Linked DNA regions of Mus musculus: region 2 is linked to region 1. The links are chromatin loops, found by intact Hi-C in ENCODE. Cell type or tissue: left cerebral cortex. All regions are shown on one strand. Links, peaks and the distances in the headings refer to the core of each region. The heading gives the core; the rest is flanking DNA. Region 1 holds the start of Zfp799 (zinc finger protein 799). Region 2 overlaps Zfp871 (zinc finger protein 871).

Region 1 (12,432 bases), core at 1,134-9,133:
TATCAAGTGAGTTCTTTTGTGATTGGGTTACCTCACTCAGGATGATATCCTTCACATACATCCATTTGCCTAAGAATTTCATAAATTCATTGTTTTTAATAGCTGAGTAGTACTCCATTGTGTAAATGTACCAGATTTTCTGTATCCATTCTTCTGTTGAGGGATATCTGGAATCTTTCCAGCTTCTGCCTATTATAAATAAGGCTGCTATGAACAATATTGGAACTCAGAAATCCGCCTGCCTCTGCCTCCCGAGTGCTGGGATTAAAGGCGTGCGCCACCACGCCCGGCTACCATGCAGTTTTTATCACAATTGCTCTGTAGTACAGCTTGAGGTCAGGCATGGTGATTCCACCAGAGGTTCTTATATTGTTGAAAATAGTTTTTGCTATCCTAGGTTTTTTGTTATTCCAGATGAATTTGCAAATTGCCCTTTCTAACTCAGTGAAGAATTGAGTTTGAATTTTGATGGGGATTGCATTGAATCTGTATATTGCTTTCAGCAGGATGGCCATTTTGACTATATTAATCCTGCCAATCCATGAGCATGGGAGATCTTTTCATCTTCTGAGATCTTTTTTGATTTCTTTCTTCAGAGACTTGAAGTTCTTATCATACAGATCTTTCACTTCCTTAGTTAGAGTCACACCAAGGTATTTTATATTATTTGTGACTATTGTGAAGGGTGTTGTTTCCCTAATTTCTTGCTTGTCCCGTTTATCCTTTGTGTAGAGAAAGGCCACTGGTTTGTTTGAGTTAATTTTATATCCAGCTACTGCACTGAAGCTGTTTATCAGGTTTAGGAGTTCTCTGGTGGAATTTTGGGGGTAACCTATATATACTATCATATCATCTGCAAATAGTGATATTTTTACTTCTTCCTTTCCAATTTGTATCCCCTTTATCTCCTTTTGTTGTCGAATTGCTCTGGCTAGGACTTCACGTACTATATTGAATAGATAGGGAGAGAGTGGACAGCCTTGTCTAGTCCCTGATTTTAGTGGGATTGCTTCAGGTCTCTCTCCATTTAGTTTGATGTTGGCTACTGGTTTGCTGTATATTGCTTTTATTTTGTTTAGGTATGGGCCTTGAATTCCTGATCTTTCCAAGACTATTAACATGAAGGAATGTTGAATTTTGTCAAATGCTTTTGTAGTGTCTAGTGAAATAATCATGCAGTTTTTTCTTTGAGTTTGTTTACATAGTGGATTACGTTGTTGGATTTCCATATATTGAGCCATCCCTGTGTCCCTGGCATGAAGCCTACTTGATGGTGGTGAATGATCATTTTGTGAGTTCTTGGATTCGGTTGGCAAGAATTTTATTGAGTATTTTTGCATCAATGTTCATAAGGGAAATTGGTCTGAAGTTTTCTTTCGTTGTTGGATCTCTGTGTGTTTTAGGTATATGCATAATTGTGGCTGCATTGAACTAAATGAGTAGTGTTCCTTCTGTTTCTATTTTGTGAAACAAATTTTGAAGAGTATTTGTATTCTTTGAAGGTCTGATAGAATGCTTTACTAAACCCATCTGGTCCTGGGCTTTTTTTTTTTTTTTTTTGCTTGGGAGACTATAAATGGCTGTTTCTATTTCTTTAGGGGTTATGGGACTGTTTAGATGGTTTATCTGATCCTGATTTAACTTTGGTAATTGGTATCTGTCTAGAAAATTGTCCATTTCATCATAATTTCCAGTTTTGTTGAGTATAGGCTTTTGTAGTAGGATCTGATTTTTTTGTTTTGTTTTGTTTTTTGGATTCCTCAGTTTCTTTTGTTATATCTCTCTTTTCATTTCTGATTTTGTTAATTTGGATACTGTCTCTGTGCCTCTGGTTAGGCTGGCTAAGGATTTATCTATCTTGTTGAATTTTTCAAAGAACCAGCTCCTGGGTTTGTTTGTTAAAGAATTAACAAAAAACTATACAAAAATATAGCTCTTTTTGTTTCTGCTTGGTTGATTTCAGCCCCAAGTTTGATTATTTGTTGCCATCTACTCCTCTTGGGTGAATTTGTTTCCTTTTGTCCTAGAGTTTTTAGGTGTGCTGAAAGCTGCTAGTGTATGCTCTCTCCAGTTTCTTTTTGGAGGCACTCAGTGCTATGAGTTTTCCTCTTAGCACTGCTTTCATTGTGTCCTATAATTTGGGGTAATGTTGTGCTTTCATTTTCATTAAATTCTAAAAAGTTTTTTCTTTATTTGTTCCTTGTCCAAGTTATCATTGAGCAGAGTGTTGTTCAGCTTCTATGGGTATGTCGGCTTTCTGTTGTTTTTGTTGTTGTTGAAGACCAGCCTTAGTCCATGGTGATCTGATAGGGTGCATGAGATTATTTCAGTCTTCTTGTATCTGCTGAGGCCTGTTTTGTGATGGATTATATGGTCAGTTTTGGAGAACATACCATGAGGTGCTGAGAAGAAGGTATATCCTTTTGTTTTAGGATGAAATATTCTGTAGATATCTGTTAAATCTATTTGGTCCATAACTTCTGTTAGTTACACTGTGTCTCTGTTTAGTTTCTGTTTCCATGATCTGTCTATTGCTGAGAGTGGGGTGTTGAGCTTTAGTGAAGTTTCTTTTATGAATGTGGGTACCCTTGCATTTGGAGCATAAATGTTCAGAATTGAGAGCTCTTCTTGGTAGATTTTTCCTTTGATGAGTATGAAGTGTCCTTCCTTATCTTTTATGATAATTTTAGGTTGACAGTCAATTTTATTTGATATTAGAATGGCTACTCCAGCTTGTTTTGGGGACCATTGTCTTGGAAAATTGTTTTGCAACCCTTTTCTCTGAGGTAGTGTCTGTCTTTGACACTGAGGTGCAATTCCTGTATGCAGCAAAATTCTGGATTGTTTATGTATCCAGTCTGTTAGTCTATGTCTTTTTATTGAGGAATTGAGTCCATTGGTGTTAAGAGATATTAAGAAATAGTGATTGTTGATTCCTGATATTTTTGTTGTTTGAGGTGGAATTATGTTTGTGTGGCTGTCTTCTTTTGGGTTTGTTGAAAGAAGATTACTGTCTTGCTTTTTCTAGGGTGTACTTTCCTTTCTTGTGTTGGAGTTTTCCTTCTATTATCCTTTTTAGGTCTGGATTTTTGGAAAGATATTGTGTAAATTTGTTTTTGTCATGGACTATCTTGCTCTCTCCATCTATGGTAATTGAGAGTTTTGCTGGATATAGTAGCCTGGGCTGGCATTTGTGTTTTCTTAGGGTCTGTATGACATCATATTTCTTACTGTCTTAGCTGAAGAATCAAAAAAGGAAAAAAAAATCTAATGAAGGTAGAGATCTCTGTAGAAGAGGCAGTGTAATGTTTGTAAGACCAGAGGAGATGGGTGACTTCAAGAAAACAGTGTTTTCCAGATAAGCAGGGTTGGTGCACATAAGAACTCAGAGAGACAGTGGCTACATGTACAAGACCTACATAAGTTCAATAAAGTTAGACAAAAATCCCAGCCCAGGGAAGGGGAAGTGGTAGCAAAGTCCCACTCCTAATCAAGATGCTAGGAGAGCGAAAATTGTTTTTCCTTAATGGAGTGACACAGGGAACATCAACCACACTCCAAATGAGGCCCCGTATGTGGGAGCAGCTGGCCAACACAAAGCAGAAATTTGTTGTCGCTTGCTTGTTTGATGAGATGATACATGAGGGGGTTTGGAAGACCTGTGCTTTTGAGGAAGGAGGCTGATTATTTTTATTTTTTTCATTTTATTATTTTGTGTGTGTGTGCAGGTATATTTTTCCTGCAGGTATGGTTTGTGCACCCATTGCATGCATGGTGCCCTTGGAGGCAAAAATAGGGCATCAGGCATCAGATCCCCTGGAATTAAGAGTTACAGACAATTGTGAACCACGATGAGGTTCTGGAAAGCCAACCCGAGTTCTCCAGAAGAACTTCAAAGGAGCCATCTCCCTAGCCCCAACCCTTTGACTTTTGCCCTTCTGGGATCATCAAAATATCTTGTGTGGTGATATTGAAACATGAGCTATAAATAAATGTACCAAAAAGGAACGATAAAAGTAGTGCATCTGAGAAAAAACCTTGGTGGGGCCAGGTGCTCTCCAGAGTAGGAACCAGGGTCAACTGTGAAGTCTTCCAGGGAGGAAGGAGATGTTTCTATTGTCACTCAGGATTCAGGAGGCAGGCTCACGGATTGTTGGCCAATCAAGGAGAACGTTTGGTAGCTGTGTGAACTGCCCAATGAGGAGTTTCGGTCTTCGGTGACGTAGAAAGCACAACATTTGGGGTGCCATTGTGTGTCCCCGCCATATTGTCGTCCTGTGTCTTTGACTGCGGCCCCCAGGTCTCTCTCCTCGGTATCTCTGTCCCCCCTACTGACAGCGGGAATCGCAGGAGGTCACCTGGACACCCGGTGACTGGAAATGGTGCGTGCGCAGGCTGTAGGGAGGAGGCTACTGTAAGCGGAGGCGGCAGTGGGGACGCGGCCTTCCAGGGCAGCTGAGTCTGCATCTCATCTGCTCTGCTGGGCCGCGCTGCCCGGGTCCCTCTGGATGGAGCTGGACCAGCAGGCAGAGCTGCGGTCCTGTCCTTTGCTGAGAGCTCAGTGCTGCGGGGTCTCAGGTCAGCTGGGCGCTTGCAGCCTGCGTCTCCGCAGTCTGGGAGGTGTAGGCGGAGAGTCGTGGGGAACCGTGGGTTTGGGCTCTTGTAAGGGGATTTGTAGGAAAACCGCGAGGTGAGCCCGGGTTCTATGCACGTTGTCAAAAAAAAAAAAAAAAAAAAAAAAAAAAAAAAAAAAGTAGGCTGCATTTATGTCTGCTCAGTGTCCCAATTTACTTAACAGTCAGTCATTTCTCAGCCTTTATCGGCTAGGATTTGATGAGTACACCTGGTTATCCTTGAGAGCTGGCCATTGGCAACCACGATGCATTTATCCCTATCTTAAGTATTACTATCAATAGGCAGGTAACACATGACCATTTAACACAATGGTATACAAAGTGCAAGTTACTAAATGGTTAGAAAGGCTGAAAATATAGGAGGTTCTCAAGTTGGAGGCAGAGAACTGGTAAGACTTATCAGTGAGGGTGTAGAATGTCCAATGCACGTTCCGAGCACAGGCTGTTGTTAGAAGGCCTGTTTGAAGTGAGCTGAGGTCCTAGAGCTGGAGTCCTAGGGTAGAGACGGGGCTTTTCCTGTGATAAGTTTTCTGGCTTTTGACAATTGACCCTATGACCCGTCAACCAGCTTGTTGCAGTTTCTATAGTCTCAGGCAGGGGGTTATATCTGGTTAGGCTGGTGAGTTTTATGTGCATGTATATATGATTTGGTATATTGTCAGGCGTCATTATTGAGACAGATTATTAAATTGTGCCTTTATTTGTTCTTTGTTGATATTGATATTCAGAATAAACCAGTGCAGAGTTTTTGCTTAACAAAACAGTCATGTAGGCCAGAAAGCTGATAGTTCCCAAAGCACAGAGTATCCCAGAACAGCCCCACCCCACCCTGTCTTCTCTCACATTTCAGTGACATCCGCTAGTCCTATGAGAACATGCCTATGGGTTTCACTCAAGGGAAGTTTCCTCTAAATTCCATGACTTGTATTCTTAGCCTAAGGATTCTTATAACTCTCAATAAATGCCTGACTTTCCAAACCCTTTTGACATTGCTGGACTTACTGAAAAGGAAAATTCACGTGCATGGCTTGCTCAGATTGGTCCTTATCATAAGTATTACTGGTCACGTGCATGGCTTGCTCAGATTGGTCTTTATCATAAGTATTACTGGTCACGTGCATGGCTCGCTCAGATTGGTTTTTATCATACGTATTACTGGTCACGTGCATGGCTCGCTCAGATTGGTTTTTATCATACGTATTACTGGTCACGTGCATGGCTCGCTCAGATTGGTCCTTATCATAAGTATTACTGGTCACGTGCATGGCTTGCTCAGATTGGTCTTTATCATAAGTATTACTGGTCACGTGCATGGCTCGCTCAGATTGGTCTTTATCATAAGTATTACTGGTCACGTGCATGGCTTGCTCAGATTGGTCTTTATCATAAGTATTACTGCCTTGGATTGTTTCTAAACGTTTTAACATGAAAAAATCTTCATGGGGTAAGACATGACTGGATATGAATGGGCTATTGCAATAGAATAAAGCCCCACATGGAAGATTGAAAAGCTTCCCTACAGATGGCCAGAGGGCTTCTCTTGAAGGAAGTTAAAAACAGTGGTGAATGAAGCATAGAACACCCAAGATACAATTTGCAAAACACAAGAAAATCAAGAAGAGGGAAGACCAATGGGTGGATACTTCGTTCCTCCTTAGAATAGGGAACAAAATACCCGTGAAAGGAGTTATAGAGACAAAGTTTGGAGCTAAGACGAAAGGATGGACTATCCAGACCAGAGACTACCCCACCCGGGGATCCATCCCATAATCATCCACCAAACCCAGACACTATTGCATATGCCAGCAAGATTTTGCTGAAAGGACCCTGATAGAGCTGTCTCTTGTGAGACTATGCCAGTGCCTGGCAAATACAGAAGTTGATGCTCACAGTCATCTATAAGATGGAACACAGGGCCCCCAATGGAGAAGCTAGAGAAAGTACCCAAGGAGCTGAAGGGGTCTGCAACCCTATAGGTAGAACAACAATATGAACTAACCAGTACCCCCAGAGCTTGTGTCTCTAGCTGCAGAGATATGTAGCAGAAGATGGCCTAATTGGCCATCACTGGAAAGAGAGGCCCCTTGGTATTGCAAACTTTATATGCCCCAGTACAGGGGAATGCCAGGGCCAAGAAGCAGGAGAGGGTGGGTAGGGGAGCAGGGTGGGGGGAGGGTATAGGGAACTTTCGGGATAGCATTTGAAATTTGAAATGTATATAAAGAAAATATCTAATAAAAAATGGGGAAAAAAAAAACAGTGGTGAATAAGGAAGCAAAGGCTAGTTGATAGGCCAGCCTGGTCACATAGTGAGTTTCAGGCCAGCCAGAGCTTGACAGTAAGACTCTGACTCAAAATAAATACATAAAATCTACCATACATAGCAATCACAACTTTTAAAGCCATTTCATTATTTACTGTGTATGGGGGTGGTCTGTGTGTCATGGAGTATGTATGTAAGTTAGAGGACCACTCCCTGGAGTTCGTTCTCTCCTCACATCATGTAGGTTCTAAGGAACTATGTCCTGTGCTCAGATTGCTTACCCAGTGAGGCATCTCACTGGCTCATATCTAGAGTTTTAACTTTTAATTCCTGTTCTAGGATAGTACTGTCAATTTAAGTATAGTTGTGAGGACTCAAGTACAGTGTGCAGGAGTGAATCCTAACGAACAGCTTGTCTTGGCACAATATAGCCTCTGTGTTTAATAAACTGTGTTCATCCTTTCACATTATTTAAGGCATGGACCCTCCAGGTCTTGTGGAAGCTCGAAGCTGGAGGCATGACCTGAAACTGAGGCCACTGAGTGCTACTTACTGCCTTCTTCACTGTGGCTTCCTCAGCCTGTTTTCTTATTCTACCCAGGACCATCTACCAGGATGGCACCACCCATAGTGAACTGGATCTTACCATGGCATCATTAATGAAGAAAATGCCCTCAGACTAAGATTCTCCTTCCCAGGCTGGGTGTGATGATGCCCGCCTTTAATTCCAACACTGAGGAGGCACAGGCAGGTGGATCTCTCAGAACTCAAGGCCAGCCTGGTCTACAGTGATTTCCAGGAGAGCCATGGCTGTTACACAGAGAAACCATGCCTCAAACTAACTCCCCCAAAAGAACCAAACCGAAAACAAAAAAATTCCCCTTCCCAGATATGTCAAACTTTGTTAACCAGCTCATTTATCTTCTGTGTTAACTCAGAAACAAAGGTAGCCCCATTACCTTTCGGTATGCTATTAGACAATGCATTAGGGGAGATAGTCTTTCTGACAAGTACTTTAATTACTTCATAGTCTTTTTAGTGAGAGTGGGAGAGACTTCAAACTACTCTGAACGAAAGTGTCAGCGTAGATCAACATTTATTTAAACCCGCTTGATCCTGGCATTTAAGGAAAGTTGACTTGTTCAATCCTTGAATGGGTATTAACTATGTTAATTGATTTTTTAAAAATTATTTTATTTACATGAGTACACTGTAGCTGTCTTCAGACACACCAGAAGAGGGCATTGGATCCCATTACAGATGGTTGTGAACCACCATGTGGTTGCTGGGAATTGAACTCAGGACCTCTAGAAGAGTAGTCCCTGATTTTTCTTTTTTTAAGATTTTTTATCTTAATTTTGAATCATGTGTACTAGTGTGTGCACATGAATACAGGTGCTTGGAGAGGCCAAAGGTGACAACATCTCTGTAGACGAGTTACAAACCTGACATGGGGGCTGCAAACCAAACTCAGTTCTGGATCTTTTCTCTTCTCTTCTCTTCTCTTCTCTTCTCTTCTCTTCTCTTCTCTTCTCTTCTCTTCTCTTCTCTTCTCTTCTCTTCTCTTCTCTTCTCTTCTCTTCTCTCCTCCTCTCCTCCTTCCCTTCCCTTCCCTTCCCTTCTCTTCTCTTTTCTCTCTTTCTCCCCCTACCCCCTTTCTTCTTGTTTTGTTTTTTCATTCCCCTTAGGCAGAGTCTCTTTGAAGTCCTGACAATCTTGGAACTTGCTGTGTAGATCAGGCTAGCTTTGAACTCACAGAAATCCTCCTGCCTCTGCTTCAGAATGCTAGAATGAAAGGTGTGTTCCACCACTCCTGGCCAAGAGTATTGGATCTTAATGGAACCGTCTCTTCATTCTTTGTTTGAAATTGTTTTTCTGATCCATGGTAACTAATAAACTCTGGGAGAGGGCCATTTCTATTTACTTATATACCACTGGTGAGCCCACCCAGGCCACATGTTTATTTCCAAATTCAGAGTCAGACAGCCTCAATTAAACTCCGTGGAACTCTAAACAGATAAAATCAATGACTATGAAAAAGAGATTTGCAATGAAGAAACAGGGATGGAAGGATGAGAAGGAGTAAGAGACGGTGTGGGGGAGAAAAACCAGAACACATCATATATGTATGTATGTCAGCACATATCATATATGTATGTATGTCAGCACATATCATATATGTATGTATGTCAGCACATATCATATGTATGCATGTCATCTTTCCTTAAAGCTTCTCTTGTAGATCTTGAAAAGACAAGATTTCTTTGTATTTATATGCAAGTGTGTATGTCTCTGCATATGCACACACGTGCACAGGTGACGGGGAGGCCAGAGGAGGGTGTTGAGTACCTCAGAGCTGGAGCCAAGACCTGCTATTGGTGATGAACTCGAGTCCTCTGAAAGAGCAGCAATGCTCTTAGCCATTGAGCCATCTCTTCAGTCTTACAAATGACTTTGTGATGTAAGCCCTTGGTGCCGTATTTAAGCTTTCCAGTTTGCTCTCACTTCTTTTTAGTTCCATTTTGATTCAGTCCTCCATATTGAAGATAGGGGAGTGGGACATCACCTAACTTCCTTTCCAGTTTTAAAACAGTTCTTACACTCGGTCAGCATGTCTGATTTGGAGCCCCAGAAAGCCAGATATACAGGTACATGCTGTGCTGGTGGGAGTGGGTTAGAGGATGGTGGGAGTGTAAATAGGAGGGCATGGTGGAGAGACCTTGGGACACTTGCTGGCTTTCCCCTCTAGGTGAATTTAGTGCTAGGTTTAGGGAGAAACCCTATCTTTTTAAAATGTGGTGGAAAGTAATAGAAAAATGCCCAAGACAGTTTCTGGTCACCATTCATGCATGCATGGGGCAAGTGCAGTGACATATACATGTTTACATGCATGCACACACACACACACAAGCCAGGTGGTGGTAGCACACACCTTTAATCCCAGCCCTCAGGAGGCAGAAGCAGGCAGATCTCTTGAGTTTGAGGTCAGCCTGGTCTATACAGAGTGAGTTCCAGGACAGCCAGTGCTACACAGACAGACCTTGTCTCAAAAAAACATAAAGTAACAGGGAAAAAAAAGACTCAGAGTATAATTTGGAGAAGTCAGTTTTCTTTTTCTAACATGGATTTTGGAGATTGAACTGGTGAGCAGGCTTCTGTGGCGAGTGTGTCTCTACCCCATTCTACAAAAGAATTCACAGTGAGCCACTGTGAATCAGTGAATCAGAGTTAGAGGCTTGTTTGTTTATTATAATTGGGTCTCTATGTAACCCTGGTTGTTCTAGGACTTGGTATGTAGAACAGGCTGGCCTCAAACTCACCAAAATCCAACTGCTTCTGCCCCCCAAGTGCTGGGGCTGTAGGCATGCACCACCACACCCCATTGAGATTTGTTAAGACATTTGAAGCCTGGAACACATGTATTATTAGAAAGAGACACTCTGGGGAAAGAATAAGACATGGCCAAGTGTAGATACAGGTGTTTCAAAGAAGAGAGTCAACTAAGTGCCTTTACAGTGGGTCTATGTAGAATTTTAGTGGCTTTGAAGTTTTATGTTAAGAACCCCATAACTCCTCCATTTTATTAATACATTCTGATCTTTGACAGCTTACATACATATATGATATGTGCTGACATACATACATATATGATGTGTTCTGGTTTTCTCCCCCACACCGTCTCTTACGTCTTCTCATCTTTCCATTCCTATTTCTTCATTGCAAATCTCTTTTCCATAGTCATTGATTTTATCTGTTTAGAGTTCCACGGAGTTTAATTGAGGCCATCTGACTCTCAATTTGGAAATAAACATGTGGCCTGGGTGGACTCACCAGTGGTATATAAGTAAATAGAAATGGCCCTCTCCTAGAATGTATTAGCTACCATGGATCAGGGGAAGTGACTGGGCCCCATTGGCCCTTTTCCTAGTCATAGCTGATTGTTAGGAGGGCCAGGTTTGTACGGGTAGTGCTGAGAGCTCATGATTGCCATGGCCCACCTCTTTAAATTTTATTTTTTTATTTACATTTGTTTGCCTGTATGTGTGTGATACAGATGTCCATGGAGGCCAGAGAGGGCATCAGATCTCCTCCAACAGGAGTTACTGTCTCATGTGGGTGTTGGACCCTCTGCAAGAGCAGCAAGTACTCTTGGCTACTGAACTTTAATCCTGCCTCACCCATCCCCCTTTATAACACTCTTAGCTAAATATAGTTTACTAAGGTTGAAAGTTTAAAGAAATGTCTTCTATAAGCAAAGCTATAAGGTGGATTTATCAAGGATGCTGTTTAGATTGGGAAACAAGAAGTACTACATAATTTTTATCATTTTTTCACTAAGTATGAAGAATATATTTATTGTCTTTGACAAGACTATCTTTAGAAAAACATATTGCCTCTGCAAGCAAATATGGCTTTATTAGTATTGCCTCTAGTTTCTTGTTGACTACTACTGTTAATTATCCTTAATAAGTTCCATTCAGTTTTTATAATCGTTTATAATAAATGAATGAATAAATGAATAATTGATTCAATGTTTGTATATTTGTTTTGCGGCTTGGCCTCACTATGTACCTCTTGCTGGCCTGGATCTGTCTGGCCTTAAACTCACAGAGATCCACCTGCCTCTGCCTGCCAAGTGTTGGAATTAAAGGTGTGCACCACCATGCCCAGCTTTCCATTTCTAATTAAGAGTGATCTATAAGAAAGCAGCTACATGCTTCCAAATATCTTTAGTGCATTCACTGAGGATGTACTAATGGCCCTAACAAGTTGTTAAAAGAGATTGCATCCACTCAGCCAGCTTTTTAAATATTCATCATGCAAAAAATATGTTTTCCAATCAGTTAACCTCTGGTGACTACAGAAATATGGCAAAGATGCTGAAACTATAACAGTAGCATATGGGTGGGCATCAACTGTTTGGAAAGGCCATACCATTCTTTGGAGTTAGGTTGAAGAGGAATCCTTCCCAGTAGTAGCTTCCATAGCCAAAAGAGGTAGAATATTTTCTATAGCATGTTTAAGATTATATAGTATCACAACTGTCAATGTTGACTCTCTTGTGTGTATTAAGTAATTGAAAGCTGCTATAAACAATTTAAGAGGGACCTCTGTAGTAGAGATTATCAGTACCAGGGGTAATCTCATTTTGCATTTGCTTTACCAGATATCTCCAGTCAGCTGTTAGAATTGTTGTATAAAAAAAAAAAAATCAGCATGCATGAAATTGTATGTATGGAATAAGGCCATGACTTGAACACATGTGGAACACAGCATTGTATCAATTAATTAAGTAATTCCTATGAATTAAGTCTAGATCTCCAGTATTGTAAAGCTCATCCTTTTTCCTGGAAATATTGTGGGCTTTTTTAGGAGTCAGTGACCTTGGAGGATGTGGCTGTGAACTTCACCTTGGAAGAGTGGACTATGCTGAATGCATCCCAAAAGGAGCTCTACAAAGATGTGATGCAGGACACCTTGAGGAACCTGTCCTATATAGGTGAAGGTGACATTCTTTTCTTACTTAGCCAATGA
Region 2 (12,432 bases), core at 2,819-10,818, 57 kb after region 1:
GATCCTTGTGGCACTTGAGGCACAGGTGGCTGTGGGTCACGTGATGTGATTAGAGTTTCTCCTGCTGTGGTAAACAACCAAAAACAACCTGGGAAGGAAAGGATTTATTTCAGAGTTCAGTGCCACATCACAGTCTGTCACTGAGGGAAGTTAGATCAGGAACTAACTAAGTAGGACAGGGACCTGGAAGCAGGAATTGATGGCAGAGGCCATGGAGGAGTGCTGCTTACTGTCTTGCTCCCCAAGGCTTGCACAGCCTGTTTTGTTAGAGCTTCCAGGACCAACTGCTCAGGAGTAGCACCATCCAAAGTGATCTGGGCCCTTCCATATCAATCAAGAAAATGTATGGCACATTTGTCCACAGGCCAATCAGTTGGGGGCATTTCCCATCCCTTTTTTTTCCTTTTTCTTTTTTTCCCAAGACAGGGTCACACTATATAATATAGCTGGCCTGAAACTCTCTATGTAGACAAGGCTGGCCTCACACTTACAGAGATCCACTCACCTTTGCCTCCCAAGTGCTGGGATTAAGGGTGTGTGTCGCTATGTCTGGCACTTAGGGCATTTTTTCTGTTGAGTTTTTTAGTTCTTCGAAAATGACTGACTGGTGTCAAGTTGATGTAAAACAGCTAAAATATTGGTCTTCCCAAGAGCAGCAAGTGTTCTTCATTCGTGAGCCATCTCTACAGTCCGCCTAAGAAGACATCTTGAGGGAGTCTAGGCTTCAGATTAGGGATGCAGACTATCATGACAAGAAAGGCACTGCAGGAGGAGCTTGAGGTAGCTGGTTACGTTGGGTGTCTTCATCGGGAACTGAGGATACGTGCTGGTTCTCTAATGGCTCTGTTCTCTGAATATGTAGTGTTCTAACACGTATCTGATGAGCACTTAAAACATTCCAAGAATTCTGAGAGAAAAGTGACATTATAAAAGTAGCATGTGATTGACATCAGTTGTTGGGAAAGCTACTTCCTTCTTTACAGTTGAGGTGGGGGAGGACTCCATCTGAAGAGCAGTTGCAGATGCCAGGAGAATTAGAATTGTTTTCTTCTACATCTGTAAGCCTATGCAGTGTTAGGACAGCTGGTGTTGACTGTGTTTTGGTGCGTTCGATAATCAGAATTAGCTGTAAATGCTGCAGTGAACGAATGTACAAGGAGAGCTTAACACAATACATTGGAACAGAGATGGTCCTATCCTGCTGGTGCTTTACCAGATGGCTCCAATCTGCTGTGAGAACTATTGTGTGAAAGACTCTTAGTGTGTGTGAAAGCTAAGGGTATGATGGCCAGGACATGACTGACACAAAGAGCATTGTATCCTATTAACTTCTTAGGAGTTAAGATTAGATCTCCAGTTCTGTGAGACTCACATTTCCTTGTGGAAATGTGTATGGGCTCTTTCAGGAGTCAGTGGCCTTTGAGGATGTGGCTGTGAACTTCTCCCTGGAGGAGTGGGCTATGTTGAATCCATCCCAGAAGAACCTCTACAAAGATGTGATGCAGGAAACCTTGAGGAACCTGGCTTCTATAGGTAAGTATGCCATCATCCCTTTAATCGGTGAAAGAAAGCATGCTTCTAGATGAGTTTAAATATGGTAAAGAGGTTTGAATGACTACTTGAGATCCACCTTATACTGCAAATTTTGCTATAATCTATTAATGTATTTACTATGATGTCATAATTTATAATGATTCGACTTTAATTGTATTTTAGGGAGCAGTTTGGAGCACCATATCATTGAAAATATATACCGAAACTCCTGGAAAAAACTAAGGTAATACGGACCTCAAGAGACAGCCATACTCTTTATAAAGTAGTAAAAAACACAGGCATATCCAGTTTCAAACTCAACTACCCTCAGGGAATTTTCTTCAACACTAGAAACATTAAACATCCTGAAAATGTTATAAGGATTCCAATACTGGAAATAACGTGAGCATCATTGTGCCCAAAGTGATTTTTGTCATACTTAATATGTACCAACTTTGTTCCATACAATATTCTTAAATTTTAAATATTGACTTAGTCACTCACTTTATGTATAAAATATATGTGACACAAAAATCAGGGGTCCTTTTAGGCTTGGACTAAATATCAAAATCTCATTGTGGCCCTTCGAGTGGTTTAGAATGTCATGTGAGTGTGATTATGATTATCCACCATTATTTATTTGTTTTAGTTTAGTTCTGAGGGTTATAGCATCACATGGATTCTGTGTTCAGTAACCTTCCTTTCCCTTTTTTTTTTTATTTTTTTATTTTGAGATAGTATTCGCCTAGTTTAGACTAGTCTGGCCTCGAACTCAGAACCTGCCTCTGCCTCCCAAGCATTAAGGTTAAAGGCATGCGCTACCATGCCTGACGTCCAGTAGCCTTTGTAGCAAGTTTTCTTCAGAATTCAACATGAAGCATGCTACTGTTTCATGGACTTGAGTTACCTCTTCCCAGATTATTCTTTTTTTTTCCCCTCCAAGAGTCACTTTTGGTTTGGTTTGGTTGCTTTATACGCAGAAGCACATCTCTTGTCTAAGGAGAATTTGTTTCCATCTTAGACTTAAACTTCTTAAGTTTTAAGAAAACCTATATGCCTCCTTTGGTTCTAAAGACCTTGCTAATTATAGCCAGCAAAAATGGCCTTGCACAGCAGCCTCTGAGACAAAACTTGCTGATAGACGTCCTGTTTTTTAAGCAGGCCTCCCCAGGTGCCAAGATGGCATTGAGAATTGAAATAGATATTTTAATGTTATGTAAGACATGTTTGCTAGACCTGTGTAGGTGATATAACAGCCACCCGTGAATACTACTGTTTTTGGTATAGTTGTCCTCAGAGTTGCTGAGTGTGTTAAAAAACTTCTGACAGCATAGAGCCAACATTTCTGCTGGTAGGTAAAATATTAGTGATGTACATTTGCTTTCTTCGCAGTGGTCAAGTGGTGGAGGGACTCTATGACTGTAAAGATGACCATCAATGTGCAGAAATCTTCGACTTCACTACACACAGTATTGTAAACCAGAACTCCTTGCCAGGAGTGTATATATGTGAAAACAGCGGATGTGCAACGGTAGTCATTGGCCATTTATCTCTAAGTGTACTTCTTAAACCTGACCCAAAGCATGAATCGTGCGAAGATCAGGAATATGGGAAGGAATTATACAATATGGAATATGGGGCCCCCTCCAGTTCTCTCACATCATTTGAGAACTATGAAAGTACTTACACTGTAGAGAGAATCTATAAAACTGAGCGTTGTGACGAAGACTATAGATATGGCCAAAATGTTGAAAAGACTTTCACTGAAGAAAAGCCCTTTGAGTGTAAGCAGTGTGGGAAGTGTTTCAGTTCCTCCAGGTATTTTCGAAGGCACGAACGACGTCATCGGGCCAAGAAATGCTATATCTGTAAGCAGTGTGGGAAAGCCTTTGCTTTTCCCACTTACCTACAAACACACGAAAGAATTCACACGGGGGAGAAACCGTACGTGTGCTTGCAGTGTGGGAAAACCTTCGCTCATTCTCGTTCCCTTAAAACACATAAAAGAACTCACTCGGTTAGGGACCTCTTTGTGTGCAATTACTGTGGGAAAACCTTACGTCATTACAGCTCTCTTCAAATTCATACAAGAATTCACACGGGAGAGAAACCTTATGTGTGTAAACCGTGTGGTAAAGCCTTCATTACTTACCGCTCCTTTCGAATACATGAAAGAATTCACACTGGAGAAACACCTTATGAATGTAAGCAGTGTGGCAACACCTTCATGCGTTGGATTCAGTTGCGAAAGCATGAAATAATTCACAGTGGGGTGAAGCCCTATGCTTGTAAGCTGTGTGGAAAAAGCTTCACTTGTTCTGGGTCCTTGAGAACACATGAAAGGATTCACACTGGGGAGAGACCCTATGTGTGTGACCAGTGTGGATATAGCTTTACTCGGTTAAATTCGCTTTTAAGGCATAAAATAACCCACACCGGTGAGAAGCCCTACGTGTGTAATCATTGTGGGAAGACTTTCCCTCGATCTGCGTCTCTTCAAAGACATGTCAAAATTCACACCGAGGAGAAACCCTATGTATGCAAACAGTGTGGCGTTGCCTTCCCTAGTTCTGCTGACCTCTTAGAACACGAGCAAACCCATATTGACGAGAAACCGTACATATGTGAGCAGTGCGGCAACGCCTTCGTGCTGTGGAGTCAGTTTCAGAAGCATAAAGCCCTTCACGCCGTCCCAGTGTCCTACGTGTGTAAGCAGTGTGGGAAGAGCTTCACTTCCTCGAGGTCCCTGAAAACCCACGAGAGAATCCACACGGGTGAGAAGCCTTACGAGTGCAAGCAGTGTGGGAAGACCTTCCTGTGGTCCTACTCCCTACAGAGACATGAAAAGACTCACACGGACGGGAAGGTCCACGTGTGTAAGCAGTGCGGGGAAACTTTCCCTTACGACAGTCATCTCCAGGTGCATGAGAAACTGCACTTTGACGATGAGCCTTTTAATTGTAAGTACTGTGGGAAGCCCTTCTTCACTCTGAACCATTTGCATAGACATGAATTACTTCACACTACCCTGGATTCCAGTGTTTTTTAGTCATGGGAGGATTTTTTTCCCCCGCTTTGTGGTTTTCATAGAAATAAGAGAAATCATACTGGAAAAAGACTGGATTTGTGCTAGCAATGTGGAAAACCTTTTGATTTGTTTCATTGAAACAAACGTGCGATGTCACAATGAGGAGAAACCTTTTTTTAAAACGAAAATCAATGTACAAATGGTTTTCTGAGCTTAAAGCTCCTTGGAATGCATCAAAGAGAAACGGGCCTGTGACTGCGAGCAGTGTGGTCGAGTCATCTGCAGTCCTGGATCTTGGAGGAGACAGGAGAAAACTCAAGCTGTAGAGAAACTTTTATGTGTATATGTGGTGTTGTATTAAAAAAAAGCCCTTTCTGCTTCCCCATTCCCTCTGAATATGTGGAAGGAGTCACTGGAGAGAAACCCTTCATAGCTAGGCAATCTTGGATAGTCTTGAGTTATCACATCCTCTTACAGACATGAAAGAACCTACTGTAGAGAAATCTTAAAAACGGGATTTGTGAACTCTTCATTATCAGCTTCATAGAACTAACAAGAATGTACGTGGGGAGAATTCCTATTAGTGGAAACCTCTATGAACACCATTTGGTTCAATGAACAGACAAGGAAAGAACTTGATCCGGAGTGCTAATCTTCTCAAAAGAGATGTTCAAGGTTTCATTTGGCACAGATGGTAACACATATCGGATGAAAACTTTTGCTGTTGAAAAACATTGGAAAATCTAGAGCAAAGTCCTTTGAAATTTTTTTCATGTTTAATCTGATAAATGTCAGTATTATGAAGGACTGGACATATTTTATTTTATTATTTTTTTTTTGTAGCATGCTCCAGGAAATGCACACTCTGGTGAGAATGTTATCAGTACAGTATTTTGTATTTATTGAAATGTTTCAGGGGCTGATAGGGATGAGTTAGCCTTTAAGAGCATCTTCTGCTCCTTCCAAAGGACATTGAGTTGGCCTTTAAGAGCATTTGCTTTTTAGCACCACGTCACAGGGCTCACAACTGCATGTGACTCTAGTTACAGGAGACACACTTGTACACATAAAAATAAAGCTTAAATATTTTTCTAGTCTTTTTTTTTCCAAAAAAAAAAAAACTTTTGTTGTATATCATGTTTACCCAGAACTGTTAATCTTCCAGCTTCCAGCTTTTGAATGTTTAAAATGAAATGTCTCTGCTTCCACATTCACCGTCATTAGCTCCTGCTTGAGAGTCCATCTCTTGGCTTGTTTTTAAATTTTACTCTACAAAAGCAAGCAGTGAGCAGAGCATTGAGCAATGTGGAATGGCGGCCTAATTACATGAACTGCAGACCAGTGAGACCTACATATGAAAAATGCTCACAGGAATAGAAAGTGCATTTTATTACATTTGTGACACTTCTTAAAGCAATCATGTATTAGTTTAATAGGTGATATCTTTTTGTATTTAATAAGTAGATGCTTCTCATTGTAAATTATGTTAGATTCATTGGTAAATTGATATTTGAAGTATGCCAGTCCACATAAATGTCTTTAAATGCATTTTAGTATTTATGTGTGAGCATGTGAGGGTATGTAGACATATGCCCATGGAGGCTAGAGTGCTTTGGAGATAGTATTACAGGAATTGTGACATGTTTGATGTGTGTCATGGGATCAAAATCCTAGTCTTCATGATAGAACAGTAAGTACTCTTAACTGCTGAGCCCCCTCAAACCCTGCATAAGTGTATTGTTTTTCAATCATGTTTAATGGGTAGTTTAAAAAATGGCTTTGTGAGTATTGGGATAGTCCTATTGGTTTTATTTGGCTAATTATAAGCATTTTGTGTATATGCTTATTTTTCACGAAAAATGTGTGTGTGTGTGTGTGTGTGTGTGTGTGTGTGTGTGTGTGTGTGTGTGTACGTACGTAGACGAGTGTGTTTGGAGGGCATTGTTTATGTGTTGCTGGTATGGTTGGTGGTGTTCACAAAGTGAGCAAAGTAATATATTGGGTGTCTTGCTCTATCTATCACTGTTATTCCCCCTAAGACAGAGTCTCACTGAGCCTGGAGCTGGGCAGCAGGAGCATTTCTTGTGTCTGTCCCCCCAGTGCTGAGTATAGAGACACTCTAGAAGTTGGCTCTGGTTCTTCCTCCCAGCATCATGTTCCCAGAAATAAGACTCAGACTCAAAATATATTTACAAATGCCTTAGCCATATTGCTAAGCTCTTTTCTGGCTAGATCATAACTAAAGATAACCCATTTATTTTAACCTCCATTCTGCCATGTGGGTGCTTACCTGTGCTGAGGTACCAAGCACCTGTCTAGTTACATCTTCCTGGGCAAATCTCCTACCTCTGGCTCTATTCCAGAATCCTTTCTGCCTCCTGGATGTCCCTCCTTGCATTTCCTGCCTAAGTCACGGCCCATGAGCTTTTTGATTGATCGGTACAATACAGAAGGTATCTTCTCTATAGATAACTCAGTCATTCCCAGCTTCTTATTAATAGGGAATGAAACTTGAGTCCTTATGACTGCACAGCAAGTGGCTCCCCACGTAGCCACCTCCTCAGGCCTAAACCAGTCTTAAATTGATTGTTTCTTTTATGTTGCTCTCTCGTGTGTTCTCACAATCCTGAGTATCTGTTCTTTTTGACTTTGAAGTATTTTCAAAATATTTTTTAGAATAGCAAATGTTAGGGTTGATTTTGTTTTGGTTTTCCTATTCAGAAGGTAGGAATAAGTATATTGTAATCATGGGTCAGCCTGTCTTTCCAAGTTGACTTATTTCTTTTGAGAATTTCATACACATATACAAGAAAAGAGAATCATGCATATCCACTGTTTCTCCTTCCAAGCCTTCCTATTTCTCCCCAACACCCCCTCTTAACTTTGTCTTTAAAAATAACCTGCTAGTCTAGTTAGTGTCGTTCATACATGCATGAGTCTGGGGCCATCTACTGGAGGATGGGGGACCTACCAGTAGTTACATCTTCACTAGTCATTCTCCACCCCCCAGCAGCTATTCACTACCTGTAGCTTCTCAGTAAGGGAGATGCTGGGATCTGGGCTGACTTAATCTTACAATGTAGGCCTTGTGCATGCAGTCACATTTGCTATGAGTTCATGATTATAGTAACCATGTCAAAAGAAAAAAAAAAAAGAACCCAGCATTTCACAGCACTTCTCCCTCCCTCTGGCTTCTGTATTCTTGTTGCTTTTTCTTTGATTGTCCCTGAGCCTTGCTGATGGTGGAGACTAATATAGCTGTCTCATTTAGAGGTACCCATTCAGTCTCTATAGCCCTTTGACCAGTTGTGCATCACTCCATTGACAGCTGTCCACTGGGAAAAGCAGCTTCTCTGACCAAAGTGGAGAGCAGTCAAGGTCTGTTGGTGTCAAGAGCTGAATGGATGGCAGGTACTCAGTGTTTAGAGTGTTTTTCTTTGTCTTTTTTCAGATGGTGTCATGTTACATGGCCTTGGCTAGCCTGGAACTTTCTATGTAGGCAAGACTGTTGTCAACTTGTGCTTAATCTTTATTTTTAAGTCACGAACTATTAGTGTGTGTGTGTGTGTTTATGTAAATATACTGTGTAAATTTTGCTTTTCATGTATATTTCATTTTCATTGTAATTTCTCTAGCTATTACACTAAGAGATTTATTGGTGTTACTGCCTTAGTAAAACCACGTGTTCAATACATTTACTAACTCGGTATACGTGGTGAGTGAGTGGCTCATCTATAAAAGGATTCTCCACATTACTTCTGGCAGAGCTGGTGTTTGGATTTAGGAGGTCTCAAAGGGATTAGTTCTGTAGTTCGGTGTCCCCTGTGTTGGATGCACTGAGGGGTAACTGAAGTTCTGCTCTTGTAACCATAACAGTTGCTACCCAGGAGACTGAGTGCTGGATTTAAGGGAGTGCGATTCATGAGGTATGCTGTGTGATTAGTCCACCAGTGAGTTGGAGGTACTTTCCTATTTCATGAATCAAAATGTTTCACAGTTTTTCAACTTAAGAATGCCTTGTAGTCATTCAGGAACATTGTTCACTGGTTGGAGGCTTGGAACATGTCCTTGAGTGGCAGAAGATGTGTCTAGCTGTGTGAGGTGAACAACAGTGTTCTGGATCATTTTTGCATTTCTTAGTTTCTTTTTAAACACTAATATTTACTATAAGATGATGGATGCAGTTGTCCGCATATATAGGTGTGCCTAGAGTTTCCATAACGTTACATTATGATAAGTAAAGTGCGAGGTCAAGAAAAGCGCTTTACACTCAACCTAGTGGTCGGCACACCTTAGCCTAGTCTACAGCAACAGTTTTGGCCGCACTTACGTTTTCTTTATGTTGGAAAAAGGGGCTTTTTCTTTGTACATAATTTTTTTATTTCAATGTTTTTTTAAATTATTAGCTCGTATGTTGGCAAAGTTATAGGTTTTCAAATGACATTGTAACCCAGGTTTCCATGTACTTTAACCATAACCACTAACTGTTTTTTCTGGTTCCGTTTCTTCTTCCCAGTGGGTCTGTTCTCCCAAGTAGACTCCCTTAGTTCATCTCTCTAGTTTGTTTACATTTTGATTCTGTTCGATATAGAAGGGACACCATTTGGAACTGAGTTGACAACTTACTATCAATCTCCAGTTCCATCCAGATTCCTGCCAATAACAATTCTTGGTGACCAAGAATAGTCTATGTTTCTTATATAGCACATTAAAAATTGAAAAATTTTAGTTTATCTATTGATGGGCACTTAGGCTGAGATGGGCACTTGGGCTGATCCTATAATTGAGAGCAGTCAGCAGTTGTGTAGGAACAGGAGCACAAGTGTTTCTAGTATTATCTGACTTAGATTCCTTTTGTTGCATACTAAGCAGTAGTACAGCAGGATCATAAGGTAGTAGTATATTTTGATTTTTGATGAAACTTCTGTTTTCCAGAGTGACCGTGCTAATACACATTGCCAGGAGCAGCCGTACATTCTCACCAGTTTGTGTTATAGTTTGGTTTCTTGATAGCTATTCACACTGGGGTAAAGTTAATTGTATTGAGAATTTTCATGTATTTATTGGCTATTCGTACATTGTTTGAGAATGGATTGTTTCTACTTGTGTTGATTCAGTTACTTGTTTATTTGTAATATAATTTTTGTTGCCTTGTACTGGTTTTCTCATTGTGTGTTTCGTGTACCTAAAATTGCTTTTAAGCTTGCTGTGTGTGTGTGTGTGTGTGTGTGTGTGTGTGCGTGTGTGTGTGTGTGTGTGTGTGTGTGTGTACTTTTTGTCTGTATGTTAATCTCTTGTCAGATGAATGAGAGTCCAAAGATATTCCCCCACCCCCAACTCTGTGGCGCGCTCTCTCTCTCTCTCTCTCTCTCTCTCTCTCTCTCTCTCTCTTAATAAAGAATTGTTTCCTTTTTCTTTATAAAAGCTCTTTAACTTCTTGCAGTGATTAACTCCCATTTATACTTTGGGGGATTTTGTTTGTTTTTGTTTTTAATATGGGTTCTTGCTTTGTAGGCCTGTCTGGACTGGAATTTGCTGCATACATGAGGGTAACATCTAATTTACAGCTCTCTTCCTTCCTCTGCTTTCTGGGTGTTAACATTATAGTCCTGAGCCTCTAATGTCCATTCCCAATTTGTCATACTTCCTGTAAACTATTAGATTGAGAATGCCATTGTCCACGCCTATAGCTTCATGTATTCTGTAGATTTCCCTCTGAGTTTCAAGTTTTGTAGACCTTATGTTAAGCTCTTTGGTTCACTTTGTGTTGCTTTTATACAGAATAATAGAGGGATTTAGGGCTACTCTTGTACATACAATGCTGATTTCCTATTGAGGCCACTTCTTATCCTTAGCGTGATTTGGGTGCCTTTGCTGAAACCAGAAGGAGTGGCTCCATGGTTGTTCTGGGACCCTTCCATTGCTCCGTGTGTCGGTTTTTAAGTTATACTATTTCACTCTGCTTTTAGAGCATAATTTAAATTGGTGTAGTAAGAACTCTAGCTAGCATTACTCTTTTTGCTCAGTGTTGCTTTGACCATTTGGAGTGTTTGGGTTTTCTTACAGTTACAGGAGTGTGTTCTCTATTTCTGGAAATAATGACATTGGAACTTTGAGGGGCATGTGTGAAGTCTGAACAGCTTAGACTTTTTCATATTACTATGGTGGTGATTTGTGAGCATAGGAATGGTTTCCCTTTTCTAGAGCATTCAGTCTTCAGTGTTTTTAGATTGTCACGATGACCTCAGCTTGACTAAGTTATTCATAGGTATATTTGACTTTTTGTCTGGTCGCTTGTTTCTTGGGCTTTTGGAAGACAATTTTAAAAATTATTTTATCACCATTTTCATTATATAAATGGCTACTTGGTTTTTCTAGACTGACTTTATTGTACTACTTTGGTGAAGTAATGATTGGATGTAAGAGTCTTGGTGCGGCACTTTGGGTCTTTTAAGACTATGAACATAGGAGCAGTCAAGAGCACTGGCTCTTTTCCTAGAGGACTGAGGCTTGATTCCCAGCACCTGTGTGGCACCTCACACCTGTAACTCCAGTTCCAAGGAATCCAACACCCTCCTCTGATCTCTGGGCATCAGACATGCGCATGGTGCACAGATAGACAGGCAGGTAAAACACCCTTACCAGGTAATAATAATAATTTTAATAAGATGATCATATTATCTATAAATAGAGATTTGGCTTCATTTTGCTTCCATTTTTCTTTCCTCCATGCTCAGGGTTGAACCAAGGAGCTTGTATGTGGTAGGCAAGAGGTGTACCACTGAACTGCAGCCGCACAATTGGATCTCTTTCCTTTCTCTTTTTAAATGTTCTAGCTAAGGATGCAGGAGATGTGTACAGCAGTGTAGAGAAGGTGTGTAACTTCTTCTTGTGTAACTCCTGATAGTTGAAGAGATGCTTTTAGTTTTCCTATTTGGTATAATCTTGGCTCTAGTTTTGCTGTGTGTAACATTTCTTACAGTGAGGTGTCTTCCTCTTCCTAATTTCAGGATATTTTCATCAGGGAACATAGAGCTTTGAAGTCCACTTCTCCATGTATTGAGGTGATCAGTGGATCCTTGAATATCTATATTTTCTACAATTAGTGATTGATATCTGTGGAAAGATGCTTATATGCAAAGAATGAAATTCACCTGATTATAGTTTGTGGTGTTTTTAATATGTTGGCTTGCTTTGAGAGTATAATATTGATTTTTTTTTCTATTTTCATCAAGGAAATTGTGTTATAGTTTTCTTTGTTGTTGAGCCCTTCCTGGTTTTGGCATCATGGTAATACTACTACCTTTTATGAATAAATTAGTATTTCTTCCCTTTATATTTAGTGAAATAGTTTGGGAAGCTTGGTAGAATTCAACAGTGAATTTGTCAAGTCCTGTGCTTTCCTTGTGGAGACAATTCATTTCTAGCTTGAAGATGTTTCCCTTTTTCACTGTTCACATTCCCTTGACTTTTCATCTGTTTTGTTGTTGAGAATTTTATGCATGCACATAATGCATTTTGATCAAGCCCACACACTCCCCATTCCTTCTAATTTTTCCATCCCTCACCACTTTTGTTCTCAATTTCATTTGTTCTCTTCCATGTTTAACCTACAGTCTCCTTAATGCTTCCAGTATATACATGGGTGCAGTGCCATCTTCTTTGGCATGACTAGCCTCTCCCTTACCCAGCAGGCATCAGTTGCCAATAGCTACTCAGGAGTGGGCCTTTCTGCACACCTCCCACCTCCATGCTGTCATTTTTGTCTCGCTTGTATTTCCAGTCACAGCTGTTGTCAGTTAGTAGGTGCAACTGTCCTGTTGTATCTAGCACACACTGTTTGGCTGTAATAATTCACTCTGGCTCTCACA

What was found. Hi-C counts contacts between places; a loop is a spot of excess contacts. Peaks named below come from ENCODE experiments on the same cell type or tissue, not always from the same donor. Only the 100,000 strongest peaks of a DNase experiment are listed, where the experiment ranks them.
Region 2: a loop joins it to region 1, with 2.3 times the contacts of the local background. A loop is called at or near these places in 7 of 42 quality-filtered maps.

What each region holds. Positions count from the first base shown.
Region 1 is chr17:32,822,039-32,834,470 of GRCm38, reverse strand. It overlaps Zfp799 (zinc finger protein 799), which reads left to right and starts at 4,210. Exons shown (of 4, transcript NM_177359.5): 1 at 4,210-4,382; 2 at 12,271-12,397. The coding sequence starts at 4,380. In left cerebral cortex, for the core only: no CTCF peak of the experiment used is centred there; a DNase peak (open chromatin) is centred at 4,201; H3K4me3 peaks cover 1,601 bases; H3K27ac peaks cover 732 bases.
Region 2 is chr17:32,766,502-32,778,933 of GRCm38, reverse strand. Zfp871 (zinc finger protein 871) reads left to right here. Exons shown (of 4, transcript NM_172458.3): 2 at 1,407-1,533; 3 at 1,717-1,777; 4 at 2,926-12,432. The coding sequence ends at 4,582. Among named protein-coding and RNA genes, the nearest start is that of Zfp871, 16 kb to the left of the region's middle. In left cerebral cortex, for the core only: a CTCF peak has its summit at 7,510 (motif pointing left); a DNase peak (open chromatin) is centred at 7,534.